2 separate regions of the Homo sapiens genome follow, and region 2 is linked to region 1. The links are chromatin loops, found by intact Hi-C in ENCODE. Cell type or tissue: dorsolateral prefrontal cortex. All regions are shown on one strand. Links, peaks and the distances in the headings refer to the core of each region. The heading gives the core; the rest is flanking DNA. Region 1 has its middle 120 kb from the start of MIR4786. Region 2 has its middle 14 kb from the start of MIR4786.

The links. Hi-C counts contacts between places; a loop is a spot of excess contacts. Peaks named below come from ENCODE experiments on the same cell type or tissue, not always from the same donor. Only the 100,000 strongest peaks of a DNase experiment are listed, where the experiment ranks them.
Region 2: it touches region 1 in a loop (6-fold over the local background); 1 of 110 quality-filtered maps calls a loop at or near these places.

Annotation. Positions count from the first base shown.
Region 1 is chr2:239,816,520-239,820,896 of GRCh38, reverse strand. No RefSeq gene overlaps it. Among named protein-coding and RNA genes, the nearest start is that of MIR4786, 120 kb to the left of the region's middle. RefSeq lists enhancers at 1,088-1,588, 2,306-2,892. In dorsolateral prefrontal cortex, for the core only: no CTCF peak of the experiment used is centred there; DNase peaks (open chromatin) are centred at 2,026 and 2,676; H3K27ac peaks cover 1,278 bases.
Region 2 is chr2:239,927,353-239,931,729 of GRCh38, reverse strand. It overlaps a transcript of NDUFA10 not described here. Among named protein-coding and RNA genes, the nearest start is that of MIR4786, 14 kb to the left of the region's middle. RefSeq lists a silencer at 2,605-2,826. In dorsolateral prefrontal cortex, for the core only: a CTCF peak has its summit at 2,569; DNase peaks (open chromatin) are centred at 2,569, 3,079 and 3,929; H3K4me3 peaks cover 1,923 bases; H3K27ac peaks cover 2,125 bases.

The DNA.
Region 1 (4,377 bases), core at 101-4,100:
TGTCCTTGGAAGCCCTGCCTGACACTGAGGCTGTTTGTCTGGATGACCTCCCAGCATCCATCTCTCTGATTTTGGCCACCTGCTCCTGATTCCCTGGGAGGTGGGTCTGATTTTCCCTCTTCTGTCATGGCCAGGATCAAATGCCCACTGTGTGCTCAGTGCTGGTGGCAGAGAGCTGAAGCCCCTGAGTTCCTACTCTCAAGGCATAAATGATCTAGAAAACAAGGATGTGGGTCATTTCAACACAGGGGACAGAGATTTCCAAAGGTGCAGTCATGAAACTGGACTGGAAATGCCATGGGGGGCTTCCCAGGAGAGGTGATACCCCCGCTAAATTGAGAGGAAGGGCAAAGTGCCCAAATCGAAGCACGGGGAGAAGGGGCTGAGGCCACAGGAACGGAGGTGCCAGCAAAGGCCCAAGCACTTGCAGCACGGATACGCACAGATCAGTGCGAGCTGGACGGGCACCTGCGTGGGGATGAGAGGAAGGGAGAGGGCACTGTCCCGATCCTTGGGCCAGGAGCGCCAGGCATCCCAGCTTTGACATGGCTCCTCTCCAGAAAAATCATCAGATACCAGATAAGGCAGAGGACGTGTGTGGGCGGCTGCATGGATGACTTCACACAGGCGGTTTGATGCTGCTGCTGATTGGATCGTGTTCCTGCTGCTACTTTCTGGAGTGGAACTCGAGGGAGAAGTTCTTTAAACAACCTGTTTCTGAGGTTCAAAAAGAGGCTCTGACACTCGGCCACTGTCCCCAGACAGAGCCTCTCCTCCTTTCCCTCCAGGTTCCTGGAAGACGGCCCCCTCTCCTCCAAGCACATCTGTCTCTTGGACTCTGAATTCCACCCCTTTGCCCCTGCAGACCCTGGGCACCCCTGCCTGGCACTGCTGAAGGACCACTCCCTCCCTGGGGACTCCCACCAGACCTGGGCGGTGGCTTCACCAGCCAACATGGAAGGGGCTCAGGGCAAATTGTCCTTGTTTGCAGATGAAGAAACAGAGCCTTGGTGTGCAAGACCAGAGTCCAGCCACAGAAGCAGCTGTGCCCCCTCCACTCCTCATCTTGAGAGACACCTTCCTTACACAATGCTGGGTGACCCAGGAACCCACATATTCAAGACAGAGGCCCCATTTATGGCAGCCGATGGCCCTGGGCAGGGGTGGGCTGATGTCTGCTGGATACAGACTGTAGGGTGCACTGGTTGTCAATTCTGGAATGTCCTGGAGAGCTGTGACTGGGAGGTGACAGCATCACCCACCCCGCTGGACACTTGTTCCCTTATGGGAAAGTCACAGCCCCTCTCGGGTGACCTTCTGAGCTTTAAGGCCTTCCTGCAGGCAGCTGTGTCCTCTGCCGGGCCTCCCCCGAGGTCCCCTCAGTGCTCTCCCATCTCAAGGCCGCACACACGTTTCTGGAGGCCTGGGCTGTCCTTCCTGGAGGTGCTGGAAGGAAGCACTGACTGCTCACCGTGTTCTGTGCTGTTTGATGCCTCCTTGGCCAGGGTTCATGACTTATACCATGTGCCGGATACTGTGGTCAGTGCAGGGTGTGTCATCAGCTTGCAGAGCATGCCCTCGCTGGGATTTGAGGACCCATGGGGCCCCCTGAGCCGATCCCAGCACCTTACTGGAGCTGAAGTACTTTTTCTGATTGAATCGTCATCTCCAGAGGAGCCAGGGCCACGTCTCAAGGTGGCGGAGGCAAAGGACTGGCCCTTCCCACAGATGCATCCGCTGAGTGACGTGCCAGAAAAGCCTCCACCTCTGAGAAGGGGCAGCTCCCCTAGACTGAGCCTGGGGTTCCTGCCACAGGGGAGGAGCCCAGCCGGGCAGAACCCCCAGGGTTAGTCCTGAAGGGAATCAAGGATGGGGAGGAGGAACTGGTGGGGTTGGAGGGACAGCGAGAGTGTGGCTTGGTGGGGAACGGAGAAAGGATCTATGGAGATCTCTGCAGCATGGGTGCCCTCTGTTACACGTCCAACTTGGCCTGAACTCTGATTGCTACTGTTTGGGGGAACAATGGAGCTTTGTGTGGGCCATGATCGTAGCAACACTTCCCAGGATCCAGGGCAAAGCCAGGAGCTCCCTGCTCTTCCCATGGGGGGCCCAGCTTGCCTGCCCTGGATGGGCAGTGTGGGCATCCTGCGAGGAGCCCAGCTGCCCTGGATGGTTGTGAAGGTGCCTGAGGGCTGGGGGAAGCTGTAGGAGGGAGGCCAAGACCCAACAGTGGGCAGCAGATGCCGGGTGGGTAGAGAAAGGCCCTGGATACAGGAGGCAGAGGCCGGTGCTTGGTCTGAGGCGGGACAGGACGGGAAGGGAAGAGAAGGAGCTTTCACCCCTTAGGCAGGTTCCATGTTTTCATGTTCGCTGCAGCAGGCCAGAGCACCCCTGAGCGGACAGGGCTGGGGCCTCGGGCTAGGAGGGGCCAGCAAGGCTGGACATCATGCTTTTGCTTTGGTGCCATTTATGTGACTTTTTCATTAGCTTCATTTAGCCAACCAGGAGTAAAAGAGAAATCAGATGGCCAGATGCTCTCTGGGCTGGGTCCTGGCAGGAGGGATGTGATGAGAGGTCAAGGGCCCGAGGGATTTAGGGTTCAGGTCAGTGTGCTGGTGAATGATAGATGAGGTCCAGGTCAGCGTGCCAGTCAATGATCAGATGGGGCCCAGGTTAGCGTGCTGGCCAATGATCAGATGGGGCTCAGGTCAGCATGCCAGACAGTCATCAGATGGGGCCCAGATCAGCATGCCAGACAGTGATCAGATGGGGCTCAGGTCAGCATGCCGGACAGTGATCAGATGGGGCTCAGGTCAGCATGCCGGACAGTGATCAGATGGGGCTCAGGTCAGCATGCCGGACAGTGATCAGATGGGGCCCAGGTCAGCATGCCGGACAGTGATCAGATGGGGCTCAGGTCAGCATGCCAGACAGTGATCAGATGGGGCTCAGGTCAGCATGCCGGACAGTGATCAGATGGGGCCCAGGTCAGCATGCCGGACAGTGATCAGATGGGGCCCAGGTCAGCATGCCGGACAGTGATCAGATGGGGCTCAGGTCAGCATGCCGGACAGTGATCAGATGGGGCCCAGGTCAGCATGCCAGACAGTGATCAGATGGGGCTCAGGTCAGCATGCCGGTGAATGATCAGATGAGGTCCAGGCTAATAGCCAGGGCTGGGATCCCAGGAGGGCAGGGACAGAACCGTGGGCAGAAGCTTGGAGTTTCCCTTAAGAGGGACCTGGGCTGGTTGGCATCTAGTACAGTGGTCAGGATGAGGAAACACCCCACTCAAGGGTTTAGAACAGGAAATGCAGCATAGTACCTACCTAGTGATGAGAAAAATACCACAAAGGGGAAGAAAAAGACCAGGACAAGCCTATGAAGCTCTCTGATCCTGAGTCCATCAGCTCAGCCACCTCGGGCACCAGCTGGTGGTGACCAGCCACGGGGGCTTAGATGTCCCTGGGATGACGAGTCCCACATGGCCTGGACCCCATGCTGGCGATGTGGATGGCAGACACCCCTGAGTGCACTGACTCCACTTCTCACCAGCCAGATCTGGGGCTTGCTGTGAGACAGCTCTGGAGATCCAAGGCCCCCTTGGGCCTCTCCACTCCCCAGGACAGGGCTGACCCTTCTCAATGTCTGGCCTCACCCACCTCTTTACCTAGCATAAAAGCTTAAGCCAGTCACCAATCGCATCATATCCACATTAGTGGGACGGCAGGGCTCCTGAACACACGGCTTTAGTAGATTAGATATCCTCGTTGGTCAGTGGTGCTGGTCACCAAGGGACCTTCAGAAACCGGGGAGAAGCCATGGGAGTGCAGAGAGCCCGTGTGTGGTCCTGGCATCAGTGGGCACAGAGGCAGGCCCTGGGAAAGTTGCCTGGACTCCTGCGGAAGGTTCTGATCGTGCCCGTTCTCATGTCCCTGAAGCCGGCCCTCTTGGTGTCTTCAGTTCAATGTGACAAGTTGTTTAATGTGGCAAATGGAGGCCTTATCACCTCTAAGGGATGTTGGGTGCAGCATCTCTGTCTGCTTATCATCTGTCACATTGCTGCTAGGATATGCAATCTCTCTCTGTGGGGGTAGCCCGAGTTTTGCTGCTAATATTAATGGTGCATGACATGTGTGCATCTCCATTTCATCATGAAGCACTTCCTCAGAGGTGGTCTCGGTAGTCCTCCCAGGCCTCAGGCAAGACAAGTCTCATGCACTAGGTGCCTCGAGAATGCAAACATGCACATGTCTCAGTCCCCCCACAAGAATGTAAACATGCACACGTCCCAGTTCTCTCTCAAGAATGCAAACATAAATGCATCCCAGTCCTCCCTCGAGAATGCAAACATGCACGCGTCCCAGTTCCTCCCTC
Region 2 (4,377 bases), core at 172-4,171, 110 kb before region 1:
TCACAGGACGTTACAGCTTGGGGGCCGCTATGGCCTGTGGGCCAGCCTTCTCATCTTGCTGAGCTTGTATTCATTCACTGAGTAAACACTGACTGGGCACCTGCTGTGTGCCAAGCACTGGTTTGGGCGCTTGGAGATCTGGAGGGCACAGTGCAGGTGGAGACCCTGCTTGGGGGAAAGACGCTGTGGCGAGGAGACCCCGCTTGGTGGAAAGACGCTGTGGCGAGGCGAGTGGTGTCCCCAGAACGTGTCCACCTGGGACTTGTGAATGTGACCTCATTTGGAAAAGGGATCTTTGCAGATATGTTAGTTAAGGATACTGAGATGAGCTCATCCTGGCTTTCGGGCACATCCTCATCCAATGACAAGTGTCATCGAAGGAGAGGGAGGGGGCTGTGTGAGGACGGGCAGGGGCTGGAGCGAGGTGCCTGCATGCCAGGGGTGCTGGGCACCTCCAGAGAGGCCCGGAACAGCTTCTTTCCTGCAGCCCTGCAGACACCTTGATTTCTGCAGAAGTGAGAGAGACTACATCATGTGGATTAAGCCGGTCTGCCCCAAAGAGCTCATGCCTGTGGCCAGGGTGAAAGTTGCTGTTCAGATGCTCACAGGGAAAAGCCAATGGGACCAGAAGCACTCAATTTAGCAAATCAAGTCACTGCTCTGCTCAAAACCCTCCGAGGCTCCCACGGCCCTAAAAAGCTAAACGCCATTCTCCACAGGGCCCTACTGCCCCCTGACCTCCCTCCCTGCCACACCCCTCCTGGACCCTGCCCCCCCTCCTGGGCATGCTGTACCCGTCCACCAGGACCCTGCGGCCTCCTGACCTCCCTCCCTGCCACACCCCTCCTGGACCCTGCCCCCCCTCCTGGGCATGCTGTACCCGTCCACCAGGACCCTGCGGCCTCCTGACCTCCCTCCCTGCCACACCCCTCCTGGACCCTGCCCCTCCTCCTGAGCTCGCTGTACCCATCCACCGGGGCCTCCATGCCTGCTGTTCCCCTGCCAGGAACTCTTCTGCACGCCCTCTGGTCCGGCTCCCGGTGCATCCTTGCCTTCCACCTCCCTGTTTCCCACAACCCCGCCCTGTGTACCTTTCCTTCCTGGTGCTCACCACTGATTGGCCGGGTGCCACCTGTGAGTCTGTAGAGCTCTTTGGGGGCGGCAGGCAGGGTCAGCAGAGGCTGCGGACAGCGGGGTGCAGAGGGACTGGAGCCACTGCCTGCAGACAGGCAGGACCGTCTTTCTGCTTGGTGTGACCTGGTCATTTCTCTCGGCGAAGTGGCGATCAGGACGGGATCCATGGGGACGGGGTCAGGAAAGGTCTCTGAGGAGGGCATCCTGGGAGATGATCTGCATGCACGGCTGAAGGAGGAAATTTGCAGGGGATGTGAAGGTCATGGCAAAGGTCAGAGCAGGGGCAATGGAGGAGCAGGGGTGGCAGAGGAGCAGGGGTGGTGGAGAAGCAGGGCTGGCGGAGGACTAGGGGCGGTGGAGAAGCAGGGCTGGCTGAGGAGCAGGGGCAGTGGAGAAGCAGGGCTGGTGGAGGAGCAGGGGCGGTGGAGAAGCAGGGGCAGCGGAGGAGCAGGGGCAGTGGAGGAGCAGGACTGGTGGAGGAGCAGGGGCAGTTGAGAAGCAGGACTGGCTGAGGAGCAGGGGCGGTGGAGAAGCAGGGGCAGCGGAGGAGCAGGGGCAGTGGAGGAGCAGGACTGGTGGAGGAGCAGGGGCAGTTGAGAAGCAGGACTGGCTGAGGAGCAGGGGCGGTGGAGAAGCAGGGGCAGCGGAGGAGCAGGGGCAGTGGAGGAGCAGGGGCAGTGGAGGAGCAGGACTGGTGGAGGAGCAGGGGCAGTGGAGGAGCAGGGCTGGCTGAGGAGCAGGGGCAGTGGGAGAGCAGGGCCGGCGGAGGAGCAAGAGCAGTGGAGGAGCAGGGGCAGTGGAGGAGCAGGGCTGGTGGAGAAGCAGGGGCAGTGGAGGAGCAAGAGCAGTGGAGAAGCAGGGCTGGTGGAGAAGCAGGGCCGGCGGAGGAGCAAGAGCAGTGGAGGAGCAGGGGCAGTGGAGGAGCAGGGGTGGTGGAGAAGCAGGGGCGGTGGAGGAGCAAGAGCAGTGGAGGAGCAGGGCTGGTGGAGAAGCAGGGCCGGCGGAGGAGCAGGGCAGCTTGCTGGAGCAGCAAGGGCTGCCGCACTTCCCGGGCTTGTGAGGTGCACTAGCCTCCCACAAGAAGGAAAATCACCACTGATTAAATAACGTTGAGAGGTGAGGAAACACTGCCATGGCTTATTTTGCATTCCTTGCAAGAGCTCTTTTTGACTCATTTTTTCCTTTTTATGGAGGCTCAGGAGTGAGACCTGAGACCACAAGAGAAATGGCCTCGTGAGACCCTGGCCCCTCCTTCCCATTCTCAACCACCTTCGACAACTCAGTCATCGGTGTCTGCGTCTCTGCCCGGTACCGTCCTCCGTAACCCATGGGTGGCTGATGCAGCCATTGTCCCTGTCTCCAGGGCAGCAGCCAGGCCACCGGTTGGTGCCAAGCACGCACATCACTGCAGTGTCAGGGCAGCGTCTCGCCTGGGTGGCTGCATCCCGGCTTTGGAGACGCCGGGTGGCGATCTTGTTACGATCTCGTTAGCCAGATGCAGCGTTCTCTTCATTTTTAAAGAGCAGTGGGAAGGCACGGGAGGGGGTTCAAGCCTGCTTTGGTTCTTGTCTTCAGCTCACCGGGCGCCAGTGGGGAGCACTGGACAGAGACAGGAGTAGGTGCAGGAGGAAGAGTCGGGGGCTCCTGACCTCGGGAGTGGGATCCGGGTGGCCGCGGGGCGATGGGAGACAAAGCGTTTCGGAGTCAAGGCTGGGAGGATTCGCGGAGGATCCGCTGATGGGAGGAGTGGGGTGAAGGAGCAACCACACAGGCTCCGAGGTTGGGCCTGGGCTGCTTGGAACACGGATACCACCTGTTTGGAAGGGACGCTGCAGGGAACGCGGAAGGGTCTGACATCCTTGCACAGAGGGACCTGGAGCGGGATGTCCGGTGGTTGGCTGGGTGCCTCTGGAGCAGGTGAGGCAGGGCTTGGAGACAGCTTGGGAATCACAGGTGAGAGTGTCCCCCAGGGCCCTGGATGAGGTCACCTGTGGGGAGAGCATAGTTGGAAACGAGATGTCGCTGTCACAGCTCCAGGGTGGGAGACAGGAACTGCATTAAACCCAGCAGCGGCTCGCGGTGGGCCAGGGCCGAGGAGTCTGGCGTGGATTCGGGGGATTTCCTGCCATGAGGAACTGACTTCACAGAATAATAATCACAATAGAAGTAATTTTCAGATCGCAAGTGGTTTTCCTTTTTCCTCTTTGTGTTCTCTTTCCAGCTCTGTATTTCATCTTGTCTTTTGCCTTCTTTTCTTTAGTCATGATTCATGGAATTCATGTGCTCCTTTATTTCTTGGAAAACATGAAAGCAGTTGAGGTATACATTTTCTTCTGTTATGGAACAATTATGCCTTCAAAGTGGCATTGGTACCTGCCTTTTTTTTTCTGTTACATTTGTTTTCTTCTTTTGTTATTTTTTTTTTAAAGTCCTGGAATCTTTGTACAGACCTTCTGCTCCTTACTCGCGTTTGTGGTGGGGGCTGTGCTGGGGTCTGCTGTTTTCCCATGTGGGATGGGAGGGCCCTTCTTGACTTCAGTCGCTCTTTACCTGGGTACTGGTGTTTTGTGTCTTTGCTTTTAACTTTTAATTTGATGACTACACATGCACAAGAAATTGCAAACGCAGCATGCAGAAGTCCCCTGTGTCCTTGCCCAGCACCCCCACAGCCACCGTATTGGGGTACCAGGGACCTGACAGTGATGGGCCCACCAGCCTTGCCGAGTTTTTGCCAGCTTTCCTCACACTCATTTGTTGTTCCATGTGGTTTTATAGAATTTTGCCACCTGTGGCGGCTGCCACGCTGATGTCATCGTGTGAATCTCCCTCAGGCTGTCCCCAGTCGCCACCCAGGCTCCTCCCCTTGCCCCACCCCTAACCCTGGCAACCAGGAAGCTGTTCTGCAGCTCTGTGATTTTGTCATTTTGAGAATTTTGTATAAATGGAATTGTGCGGCATGTGACCTTTAGAGATTAACTTTTAAAATTCAGCCTAATGCCCTTGAGCCCCCTCCAGGCTGTGAGAGTGGCAATACAGTCATGCTTTGTGTAATGACGGGGATACATCCTGAGGACTGCACCGTTAGGTCGGTGAGTCAGCCAGTGGGTGGGGAGTGAACGTGAGGGCCTGGGACATGACTGTGCACTGCTGCAGACTTTATAGACATTGCACACTTAGGCTAAACTCAATTTATCGTTAAAAGTTTTCTTTCTTCAGTAAGCTAACCTTAGCTTACTCTAAGTC